Linked DNA regions of Homo sapiens: region 1 is linked to region 2. Evidence: chromatin contacts called from ENCODE Hi-C data. All regions are on one chromosome and are shown on one strand. Each heading gives the region's core, a stretch centred on a gene start or an enhancer-like site at or near the end of the contact. The rest is flanking DNA. Distances are from core to core; before and after follow the strand shown. Region 1 holds the start of CFAP44-AS1 (CFAP44 antisense RNA 1). Region 2 holds the start of CCDC80 (coiled-coil domain containing 80).

Region 1 (5,740 bases), core at 2,178-4,677, 760 kb after region 2:
TAAGTGAGAGGAGAAACAGCCACGGCTTCAATAGCTCCAGAATGGAAGGAGAAGAGGCATTCTGGGTCCTGGGTCTGAGAATAGATAGACAGCTTACTAGATCTCAAAGACAGAGTAACAAAGAATTAAGATCAAGTTTAAAAAAATGCAAAGATAAAAATATAACACATGTGATTTTATTTGGATAGAAATAAGAAAAAGCCTAAAAAGTTAGAAAGAACACTGGTTCAGAATTAGGAGAACCAGATAGAGTCCTGGGCTTTGTCCTTAATGGCTGTGTGATTTTGCGCAAGTCACCTCAAATGCCAGTTTCCATTTCTTCATCTGTAAAATGAGATGGTAACAGCTGCTTGTCTACTAAATAGGGTAGTGATGAGGATCACATGAGATAAAATACATGAAAATTCTATATATTTATAAAAACTATAAAGTACTATATAATGTTAGGTATTGACACGGCCACTTTTCTGGTAAATTGTGTTATGAGATAGATTCTTTTTTATGTAAAATCATAACGAGAGAGAGAATTCTCAAGAGTAGCACATGTTAGGCAAGTTTTTTATGAGGACCATGATGAAATATGGAGAAAGATAAAGAATACTTTAAAGACAAATAACAAAAGTTTTTACTATGAAAGTTAGGAGAAAATAAGAATAATAGGCAACTTACAATATTTGAAAAACTAAGGTCAAGCTTCCATATGGCTCCATTGGCATCCTAAAAAAATTAAATAGTATTTTGTTTTATCATTTTAAACTTTCATCAGATTTTTTAAATGTTCTTTCTATGTTTTATTAAAGTAAGGACAAGCAATAATATCAAAAGCTCACATATATTTTAAAGTATAATTGAAATTTAATAAAAACAACTTCTATATTTTAGACTAAAGCCACACAATAAGCAATCTCATAACACTTACAGTCAAATGGACTTGTAGCCAAATCAATCATACTACTACTTTAATTTTTGGTCCATGTAATGTTAAAGAGCCAAGAGACAAGAATGCAACACACCTGAGCCAACCAAAAGTTATTTCCAGTTTCATTCATTTTTATCATAGAGAAGAGATTCACATTCTTGTCTACTTGAAGTTCATTAATAGGCTCAATCTCCAACAATCCAGTCTCATCTATTACATCAGCAGTGTCTATTGTCTCAAAATCCCATATCTTGTAAAATGAAAAGAAAATACTTTAATCGATCAGTAGTTTCTGAACATTTATTTTCTAAGCCAGAAAAACCCTGATTTTTTTTTCAAAAGTCATTTCTTTTTCTTTCATGAAAAGTAACAATGAACAAGTGTGATAAGAACACCAGCCAAAACCTGACCCCTGAAATTTTACTCTGAACTGAGGTATGATAAGCTATTATAGTTTCCTTTATATTTATAAAGATTAGTGAGAAAGTACAGCCTTGCATAAGAATTCTAATTTATCCAAAACAAATTTTATTTCAAGGTTTCTATTAGGTCTCTTTTTACATAAAGTGGCCATAGGAGTATATGGTTCAGTTGTTCAGCAAGACATTATAATGAACCCTGTTTTCTACATACCAGCAGGCCCCTGGAAGGGGGAAATATACCTTCTTGCTTAATGACTCAAGCACTATCTCATTAGAAGCAAAGAATATAGATGTAGATAAAGTCTCCATTAGAAAATGTTTCTCTTCCTGAATATTAATATTTCACACTTTACTATCTCATTGGGAAAATCTGGCATTTCCCCAAGTGCATACCACCAAACATGTCTCAGTAAGTGAGACAGTAAATGTTACTATCTGACAGTGAGACAGTGAAGTGTAGATTGTTGTTCATTGGGAGAGGAGTCTAGAATACTATAGGAAGAGTGAAGGAGCACAGTTTTACCTCACGGTGGCAGGGAGGCTCAGCAGGACCTCCCCTGTGAGGGGCCAAAGCTCATTCTGGACAGTTCTGGCAACATACCCTGCCATGTGATCCTAGACTGAATAACTGAGACTTTGAGAAAGGAACTCTGGGAAGACTGTCCCATAGATTAGCCTGGTTGGGGGAAGAGGGAAATATCTGAGGGTCAGGGTTAGGGTTAAGGATCAAACTAGGATCAGACTAACCCCTGGGAGTTGGGCTAGGTTTTTTCTATGGGGTAAGAGGTAAAGATTTACTGTGTGAAGGACTGAAAAGACAAGGACAGACTCTGAAAAGAGAAGCAAGCTTAGGAAATACTGGTGTCCATGAAGGGATCCTCTGTGAAATATTTAACTTCTTTTCTCCTGAGGTTTTCTCCCACTTGGTATTTAGACATTTTGGGGTAACGTATATCTTGGAAAGATAGCAAATATATCATATGACAAAATAAAGGACACAAAAGATTCTCAGAGAAATGTGTGAAATCTAACAAGATTAAATTTAATATTGTAAATGTAAAAAACATACACTGGGGCTCAAAAAGCCAGTGGTAAGAGGACCCACTGTGGGAGATATGGGTTAAACAATATTAAACACAGTAAGCTCAATCGGTGGCAACAGAGTGACCAGACTCTTAAAAAAGAAAAAAAAAAGAATCTTACTTTTGATAACATTTCTTAAAGAATGTCAATAGAACACTGCCACTTTCTTATGAAAGGCCCCACTGAAAATATCTACCAAGAGGACTACAAGGCAAATCACAAGGCTACAGGTTGACCAGCCACAGCACAATACTCATTAACAGAAAGTGCTACACAGAGTGGGTGGAAGAAGTGTGACAATAGCAATCAAGGGGACTTAGATGCTGGAGCAATGTTCCAGCTTAGCCCAGGCTTTGGGCAAGAGAGTGTCCCCAAGAGAAAGCAAGTGAGGTCCCTAGCATAAGGAGCAAGAAGAATGTAGCATCCATAGGCAAACTCCATCAGTTCACCTCTGGGTGTATTTCTAAGTGGTAACCTCAGTAAAAAATAACTAACAAATGTTCAGCACCTTTGTTCCTACAAAATGGCCCATTCATATGGAGCCTTTTGGAAGGATATGTGGGTCTACTGTTCATCTTGTGCTAACATGAGTTTTCATCTTCTGAAGCTATTATTTCAACAGAATCAGAATAACAAGAGGCCCTCTCAAAAAGTTTCAGTGGTAAAATGCAGTAAATTAATTTTGACAAGAATGCAAATATTTACCACAAGAGAAGCATTATTTAAAGTGAGTTGGCCTTGGGAGTAAATGACTACTGATCTCCTTCACAAAATAACCTTTATGAGAAATAAAACCCTTTGGGTGAGCTACAAGTCTTAAACGTGGGTGCTACCATCCAAGTATCGAGAAAACTTACCCTAACATATCCATCTGACCCAACAGTGATAACTTCACCCTCATACAGCATTATCTGGTTAATGGGACCATTGTGACATGACTTGCTTGTCCCTCGACAGAGCTCCACTTTGATCAGACCACCTTCCCAAAGCAGCATGTTGCCCCATTCTGACCCTGAGAGCACCTGGCAGGTATGTGGAAAAAAGAAATGTGCATTAAAACAGGTAAGTGTACATATTTATGCCTCAAATAGTAGGTGAAAATTATTTTTTAAGGTTATCTTTATTGATTATAAAATTTTTAAATGGAAAAATAAAAAAATACAGAAATGAAGACCTACTACCCCAGACACAACTACCAATAACATTTTGATGTATTTCCTTCCAGCAATATGATCAGTTTTACATCTTTTTGATTAGGCTGTATGTTGTTGGTAATTGTTCATGTATGTATACAATAGACTTCTTGGTACATCTCTTAGGACAAAAGACAGGAGTGGAATTAGATGAGAGTCTACTTTTTAAATGTAATACTATCAAATTTTAGATGTTAGATAACTTGTAAGGCCAGTACTGAATTAAGTAGATTATAGCATAATAGTATCCAATTTCAAACAAGGATAATCATCTAAAACTTTTCTCAAATTAGCCTGTTTAATCTGGCATTTTCCCAAGTGCATGCCACCAAACATTAGTTGTTAAGATATTTAACAAGTGTCACAAATAAAGTAATATTTATTGAGTACTGACTCTGTACCAAGCACTGGTTCAGTACTTTATATATGTTAAGTTATTTAATGCAAAAAACCATATGAACTAGGTACATTTATCAGGGATACCATGTACACTTGTGCATGTTGGTTACCTCATTCTCCTAGAACAAACAGCTTTTTCTGACCCCCGCAAAGGAACCATATGGGCCAATGATAGCCCTGACTATTATTATCCCCATTTTACAGAGGAGAACATTGAAGCACAAAACAGTTAAGTAACTTGCCCAAAACTACCCAGTCAGCATTCTAATCCAAGCAAGGTGGCTCAAAACCTCCTATTCTGACTGCACAGCCTCAGAAGGCTGTTGCTAGGATAAACAAAGTCAAACAACTTTATTTTCTCTAGGACCCCTGGGAACTTTTAATAGAGAAGTATTTGCTGGGAATCACCAAGAGGAATTTTTAGATACAAAGGAATTTGACTTAAAAAGTCTTATTTTTATGGAGCTTCTGTACAGACTGATGTTCCATAAAAATGCACTTTGGGAAACTCTATTCTAATTTTTACCTGCATGCTCTAGAGGTCTACATTTCCATTTCCCCCTTATCTAGAGAAACTGATGATTTTATTCAGTCCTTTATCTCTTGGGTCTACCTATTTTTTAACAACCCTACCGACTTTACTGATTCTGTTCTTAAGCCTCAGCCATTTATGGTAGAGTCTTTAGACTTATTTTCTTCTGTCCAGTGATGAAAGCCAGCAGTGATGACAAAAACCTACAAAGCATTCCTTTATGAAATGTGACTCATATCTAGCTTCCCTTTTCCATTTGTTCTGAGAAGTCTAGGCCCTTGATCATCTCTTTTTAGATGACAGCAACAGCTTCTGTTCTAGCTCATTTCCTTGACTCCAGATTTCCCTTCTAATCAACCTGGCATTTTATGGCCAAATTTGTTTATTACTTCTTTCATTTGCAAGTCTACTCTTCCCATGTAGAGTAGTTCTGCCTACCTATTAAACTCCTTGTACACTAGGACCAAGTCATACTTCTCCACTGAAATTCTCCACTTTTTGCCAACATAAATGGTTAATTCCAATTTGCCCTCTAAAAATTTGATATTTATTTCTAATGCTAAACATTTCCTTCAGTTGCTCTATCATTTAAAATGGCTTATTTCTTCCCTATATCTATACAAATTCTACCAACCCTTTAAAAAATATATCTCATACCAGGTTTTTAACAAGGATTCTATTGATCTTTATCTTAGCTTAATTCTTACAGTATTGAGAATTTGAAGCTGGGATGATTTAAGATCATCTCATGGATTTAGACATATAGTTTCGCCAGCATCCAAGGCTTTTTACTTCCTCCTATATACCATGCTTTTGAATTGAGAATATTCAGTCAGGTAGATGACTAGACAACTTGGTTCCTTAAATATTTGTGTGCTGGCATTTACTTACAACTGAGATTATCACAAATAATAATGTATAACTCATTCTAATAGGAAGCTATGTAAAATATTGATAGAGAACTAATCCTAATTAACTATTGTTTCAGGCAATATGCCTATAAATTTTATAAGAGAAAGAAAGGAAAGAAACTAACAATATTAAAGAATAAATTAACAGATTACAGTTGCAGTGTTGCAGATGCCTCTATAAAGTGGTTTGCTCTTTCTGAGTAATAATCTGACAATAAAAATAAATGCCACATGGTTGTATATAACCTTTGACCCAATAAGTCTTCTTGGATCACGATAGC
Region 2 (5,460 bases), core at 230-2,729:
GGCACACTCCTCCTTCTCTGGAGAGGCTGAAGGTTTGGTTCCTCCAGAGTGGATCTCTCAATTCCGCGAGACCTCCCAGTGTGCCTCAGAAACCGAGCTGGCCTACTGCTGTCCGGAGAAACCAAAGGCACTTTCCGTCCTCCGTGGCTGCCTCTAATAGTGGCATGGGGGTGGGGTTCTGATCCACACACTAGCCACATGGCCAACAGCATAGTGAAACGGGGTCCCATTCTCCATGTCATTGTGTAATCCACTTTGCGATGCACGGAGGTCATAAAACAAAGGGGAGGGGGAAAAAAGAAAGAAAATTATTTATCTGGAAACAGAGCTGGTCATTTTCTTTTTCTGTATCTCAGCCAAGGGGAGGGGAAAAGGTTGGTTAGAGAGAAGGAGGGAGGTCAGGAGATGGAAAATGGGATGAGATCCTGTTACTTTCAATCCCCTATAATTTGTTAGTGTTTAACAGAGACAGTTACATTAAGCAGGAAATCCAATTCAGTTTCCCAGTCAGCATGCTTGTACTGTTTCAACTAATGCTCTGGATGCTCCAAAGAAAATGCAAACTAGCATATTAATTATGACAACATTCACATTTCATTCCTTCAAAATAAGCAATAAAGAAACAAATAAACAGATCAAAGACAGAAAAGATTACACACTTACATGGTGGCTCATAGAGATGGAATGCAGAGGGTTGCAAAAGAAATCAGAAGTTTGGTTCCCAGGACAGTTTCCTAGATGAACTACTTTTCCTCCCAGCCCTCTCTCTCTTTACCGAGGGTGAGCAATACAAAAGGGGTGTGCTGCAGCTCCAGCTTTCAGAGTACCGCCACAGATCCACAGCCTGTCCTGATCTGAGAGCTGAGCCGATGCCTTTTCTTTCTGGCTGTGTCTTTTTACCTTCTGGACAAGTAGGATGAGGTGAAAGGAGCTGTCCTTCTAAGTCTTTGTATCTCCATTTGTCTGCAGTTTCTCCTCGGTCTCGTGTGTCTGTGTGTGCCAGTCCCTTGTGCTGACACAGGACGTCCCTTAAAGTCCAGTCCTGGCGATTTCTGAATCTCACTCTTTCCCTCTTTAAAGTTCCAGGATCCTTCTTATCTCCCTTTCCCCCATAGTCTGGCTTAGTCTCTTTGTTTCCGGGCGTAAAAGCACTGGGATTAATATGTTTTCCAGGCTGAGGGAAAACACAGGAATGTGATGTCGAAAAGGGACTTTTTTTTTCTTTCACTGTGCTTCTCTCCTCCCTTTATTTCTCCCTACCTTTTTCCTCCTCTTTTTCTTCTTCTTTTTCTTCTTTCTCTTGCCTGGATTCAGTCCCAGAAATGTTAGGACTACCTCAGTTTTGCTCCAAACCAAACTCAAACAACAGCAGCCACTGGAAATCAAGGAAACTTCACTAAGAATTTAACAGATCAGCAAAACACCGCCTCCTTCCCATTTTAGCACGTTCAGAGTGGACTCAGTGAGGAGTGAGAAGGCTGTTCTTTGGGGTGGGGTAAAGTTTTTAAACTCCACACATCATCATAAATCACTTTAGAAGAGGATGACTGGTGCCTTAACCCCTTCCAAACCAAGTCATCGGGGTAACTTCTCTTCCAGTCTGTTCTTACACTGTACTTTGGAAGGAGAAAATTCTCAGATTTCTGCATCAGGCTACATTCTTTTCTTAGAGACAGATACTCATTTGGGTCAGGGTGCTTGGCTGTGCTGACACAGACAGTATATATGTATTTATAGTCCCATGTGTATATTCTTATATCTTTCTCCCTGCTTTGTGCTTTTAGTTTGAGGTTGGAAAAGCCCATGGAAAACATGACTAGGTTGTTTTTATTTTATGCTAATTGGGGATCATATTACTGTGTTCTTGGTCCTAGTTTCTCCTCGGCATGGAAGGAAGCTGGTAAAAGGTTAGAAATGCAGGCAATGGCTGCAAGTCGAGATTGCAGTTGACTGTTACATCAGGGAACAGGCATTATGATCTCTAGCTTCAAAGCTCTGGCTGCAGATGGTAGACTAAGGGCTCCCTTGGAGGTCCCGAGTGTGTGTGTTTGTGTGTGTGTGTGTAGTGCAATATTTTCCTCTGCAGAGACTTTAGATGTCTGAAGGGCTTTAGGCAATCCATAGAAGTAGACTTATCAGGTTCTGAAAGAGAGAGTGAGGCAGCTTTGGGATTCCACCTCCTGAGTCTGCCATAAGGATTCAATGGAGAAGGAAGGGGTCTCAGGTTACGTGGATATTTCTTCCGGCCATGCTGGGCGAGCTGACTCTCCATGTCACTATTAACTGCCACCAACAGTGACAAGCCAGGGTTCTCAGAAACCTCCTTGCCAGCTCAGTCATGCTAATAGCGTCCCTCACTGGATCAAACTTCATCCCTAGTTGTTATGCCTTGATCAGCCCCATCTTGCCCTGGTCACATTTGACTTTTTTCACATAAGCTACGAGCATGGAACTGAGAAAGTCCTGTATAGAGGTTAACTATAGAGTTGCCCGGCCACACCTTGAAGTCCCAGGGGTACCAAGAAGGATGGCCAGCCCTGCTGTGGCATTCTCTCAGACACTTGTAAGGATAATAACAAAAGTGGGCTTCAGGCAGAGACCCTCTGTCCACTGGAGTCATAGATTGCAGCCTTCGTGGTATTCACCTGTTGGGTTGATCAACCTAGCCTTGTGCTAAGTTGGAGGGTCCTAGATGTTACTTCCTTTCTCATAATTTTCTAAGGCGTCCTACACTATCCTTACTGAGCTTTCTCCCTTCTGGCTTTTCATTTCCTCTTCTCTTCTCTCTGCTTATAACAACTACCATTTATTGAGCATTTACATGTGAAGCTTTGGGCTTAGTATTTTTGTGAATTCTTTTATTTAACCCTCACAGTATCCTTAGAAAGTAAACAGAATGATCCTCATTTTATAGATGAGCAAACTGAGGCTTGGTGAGTTTAAATAAATTGCCTATTGTCCCACAAAAGGTAAGCAGTAGCTCTGAAATTTGAACCCAGGTTTAGAACAGCCTACAAAGCGTGATGCTATCCTGCCTCTCTCTTTAATTTTCTACTCATACCTTCAGTTTTTTCCCTTCCTTCAATTCCTTTTTGCATTTCCCACATTCGTAGAAGAGTTTCATTTATTTGTTCAACCAGAGTACTTACACTTTTAGAGTCCTACTGTCTGGGATAATTGTGTAACTGTACTTTTTGCTTTTCTCAATAGGTCCTTAAAGCCCTTTATTATTTTTCTTGAATAAGTCATGACTTACACAAACCTCTCCATGATGTGCACAACATTTGTCACCTGTGCGCTGGTAAAGCTGAAATACAGCCACTTTAGCAACCCCGAATTGACCATGAGGAGCCACCCCAACCCTGGGTTGTGCCTGTCTTCCTAGGACCTCAGGCTTTCTTCCCTCTGTGAGCTTCAGTCACCAGATGGCGCACTAAACACACACACCAGAGAGGACCTAACACTCCACCGCCGCCGTTAGTCCCCACCCCACACCCAACTCCTTCCCCCAGTCTCTTCTCACACACAGATACATACACACACACTGGCAAAGTGGGGCTTCTCATGCTTGTTTTCATCTCAATGCCTAAACGCTTACCTGGGGCTTCAGAAAATCCTCCTGAAGAAGTATTGGAGGCACGTACCTAATAAGAGCAATGATAAATTCTCATTCATTCATTTCCGGGGAGATCTATAATGATTAATGGCTTGTAATAATTCTCAATTTCAAGTCCGTTATTTAAGAGCTCCATATTTTGTAAGTCCTCCATTTAGATCTTTCTATTTTTCTGCAACTGAAGAAACAATTAACCAATTAGTGCTAGGGGTTGGGGGAGGGTGGTGGGGGTTGGTGATATCTGAAAGGAAGACATTGATGTTGAGTCAGAAAAAGGTGAAAGGAAGAAAATGTTAAAGTAGACTTTAGAAATGCTAATTTGGGAATTAATTGATAGGAAACTACCTGACATTTGTTTTGTAGTAATTTGTGGGGAGGAAAGGAAAGAATGTACAAACTAGAACTGCTTTAGAGAAACTAGGGTGGGGATAGTTATTTGATGAAAGCTGGAGTGAATGTAAGAAGGCATCCAAAAAGGAGTGTGCTAACTGGTCAGACCCACACTAATCCAAGACTTCAGCAACCTGGGACCAAGGCTCAGGGTAACACGCTGTGACAGGCACGCTAGAGAAACCAGGGTTTCTGTCACATGCCGTTGGTTCTCTTGCACAAAGTAACACTCAGAGATGTTACTGAACTGAATTCTATTGCTAAAATAAAAAAGCATTTGCTTAAGAAGAAACAAGAATAAAAAGAAAAGGAGGGGATAACAGCATGCTGTTCAGTGTGGTTTTGGAGGGAAACCACCTCTCCTGCTCTGTGATCATCAGTATCCCCAGCAAGAAAATTAGCTGAGCCATTTTATCACACCTTTGTGGCAGAAGCACAGACAATACTCACACTGAGGAGGCTATGTGTTTTTCCTTCCCATTTGCAGAACTCAATCAAATGTTCAGTCTTAGGCTGCATTTGTGTCCTTCAGAATGAAAAAAGAATTCTTCTCTTTCTCAGTATTTTCAGTGTAGGACAGACTAAATAAATAAGTTGCCAGGTCAGAGAGAAAGCCAAAGATGACTATTAATGCAGGGTGCTGCTGCAGCCCAGGTGATACCAGTGAGCTGGGGGTTTCCCAGGTGCCAGTGGGACCTTGACCCCAGCCAGTGTCCAGGCTCTTGACACTGTCAAAAGAATGAATTCAAGGATATTCTAATCTGCCACGTCAAGAGTCTCCTCAATTGTGTTGACCATGCCTTTTATGGGAGCTGCCAGGGACCTCAAGCCCCTTCAGTCTCAGTTATGGCCATTACGGCACTGGGTGGCCTCCTCTCCCTTCAGAGCTGAGAGCAATTCCTTTTCCAATGGCCCTCCTGCTTGCAGTGAGGACAGGGTCTGGGTGGGCTCCCTTGGCTGGGACAGTCCTTTCTCCAGTGTCCTGACTTCTCACACTTGGAGCAGCAACCGTTGCCTGCAGGTTTGCTGTTGAGCCTGTTTGGTCTGCGGTGAAGCGTCTTCCTGGGTGACCCTGAGGTTGCAGGGCACTGTTTACAGTGACTGCTAATCATTTGGGCTGGCTGTCTATCCCATTTTTTGCCATTCTGGGTCATTTCAGCCATTTTAGCTCTGTCCCTATTATTGAATACCCCAAAAGCCACACCAAACATTTCATTAATAGGTGTGTAGAGTTCCAAAGCCAATTTCTGTAATGTTCTTCTTATGTCAGGTGCTGACTGGCTAATAAAGTGTGTCTGTAGAAAAATTTGGCCAGCGTCAGTACTGAGATCAATGTTAGTATATGTTCTTAGGTCCTCCACAAAGGTGCCCCTGAAACAAAGCTGAGTTTTCATCCTTTTCTTATTTATCTTATTTTATTACAGTTCGCGGGCTTAGTGGTATATTGTTTCATT

What was found. Hi-C counts contacts between places; a loop is a spot of excess contacts on that map.
Region 1: a map of sigmoid colon shows a loop between it and region 2 (3-fold over the local background). The contact joins the promoter of CFAP44-AS1 here to the promoter of CCDC80 in region 2. A Hi-C loop is called at or near these places in 1 of 168 maps with a recorded cell type or tissue (sigmoid colon).

What each region holds. Positions count from the first base shown.
Region 1 is chr3:113,400,571-113,406,310 of GRCh38, forward strand. It overlaps CFAP44-AS1 (CFAP44 antisense RNA 1), which reads left to right and starts at 3,428. Exons shown (of 6, transcript NR_046728.1): 1 at 3,428-3,486. It overlaps CFAP44 (cilia and flagella associated protein 44), which reads right to left. Exons shown (of 35, transcript NM_001164496.2): 9 at 3,282-3,446; 10 at 1,014-1,169; 11 at 670-717; 12 at 1-74. It overlaps SPICE1-CFAP44 (SPICE1-CFAP44 readthrough (NMD candidate)), which reads right to left. Exons shown (of 52, transcript NR_183050.1): 27 at 3,282-3,436; 28 at 1,014-1,169; 29 at 670-717; 30 at 1-74.
Region 2 is chr3:112,639,664-112,645,123 of GRCh38, forward strand. CCDC80 (coiled-coil domain containing 80) reads right to left here and starts at 1,480. Exons shown (of 8, transcript NM_199511.3): 1 at 664-1,480; 2 at 1-253. The coding sequence starts at 242.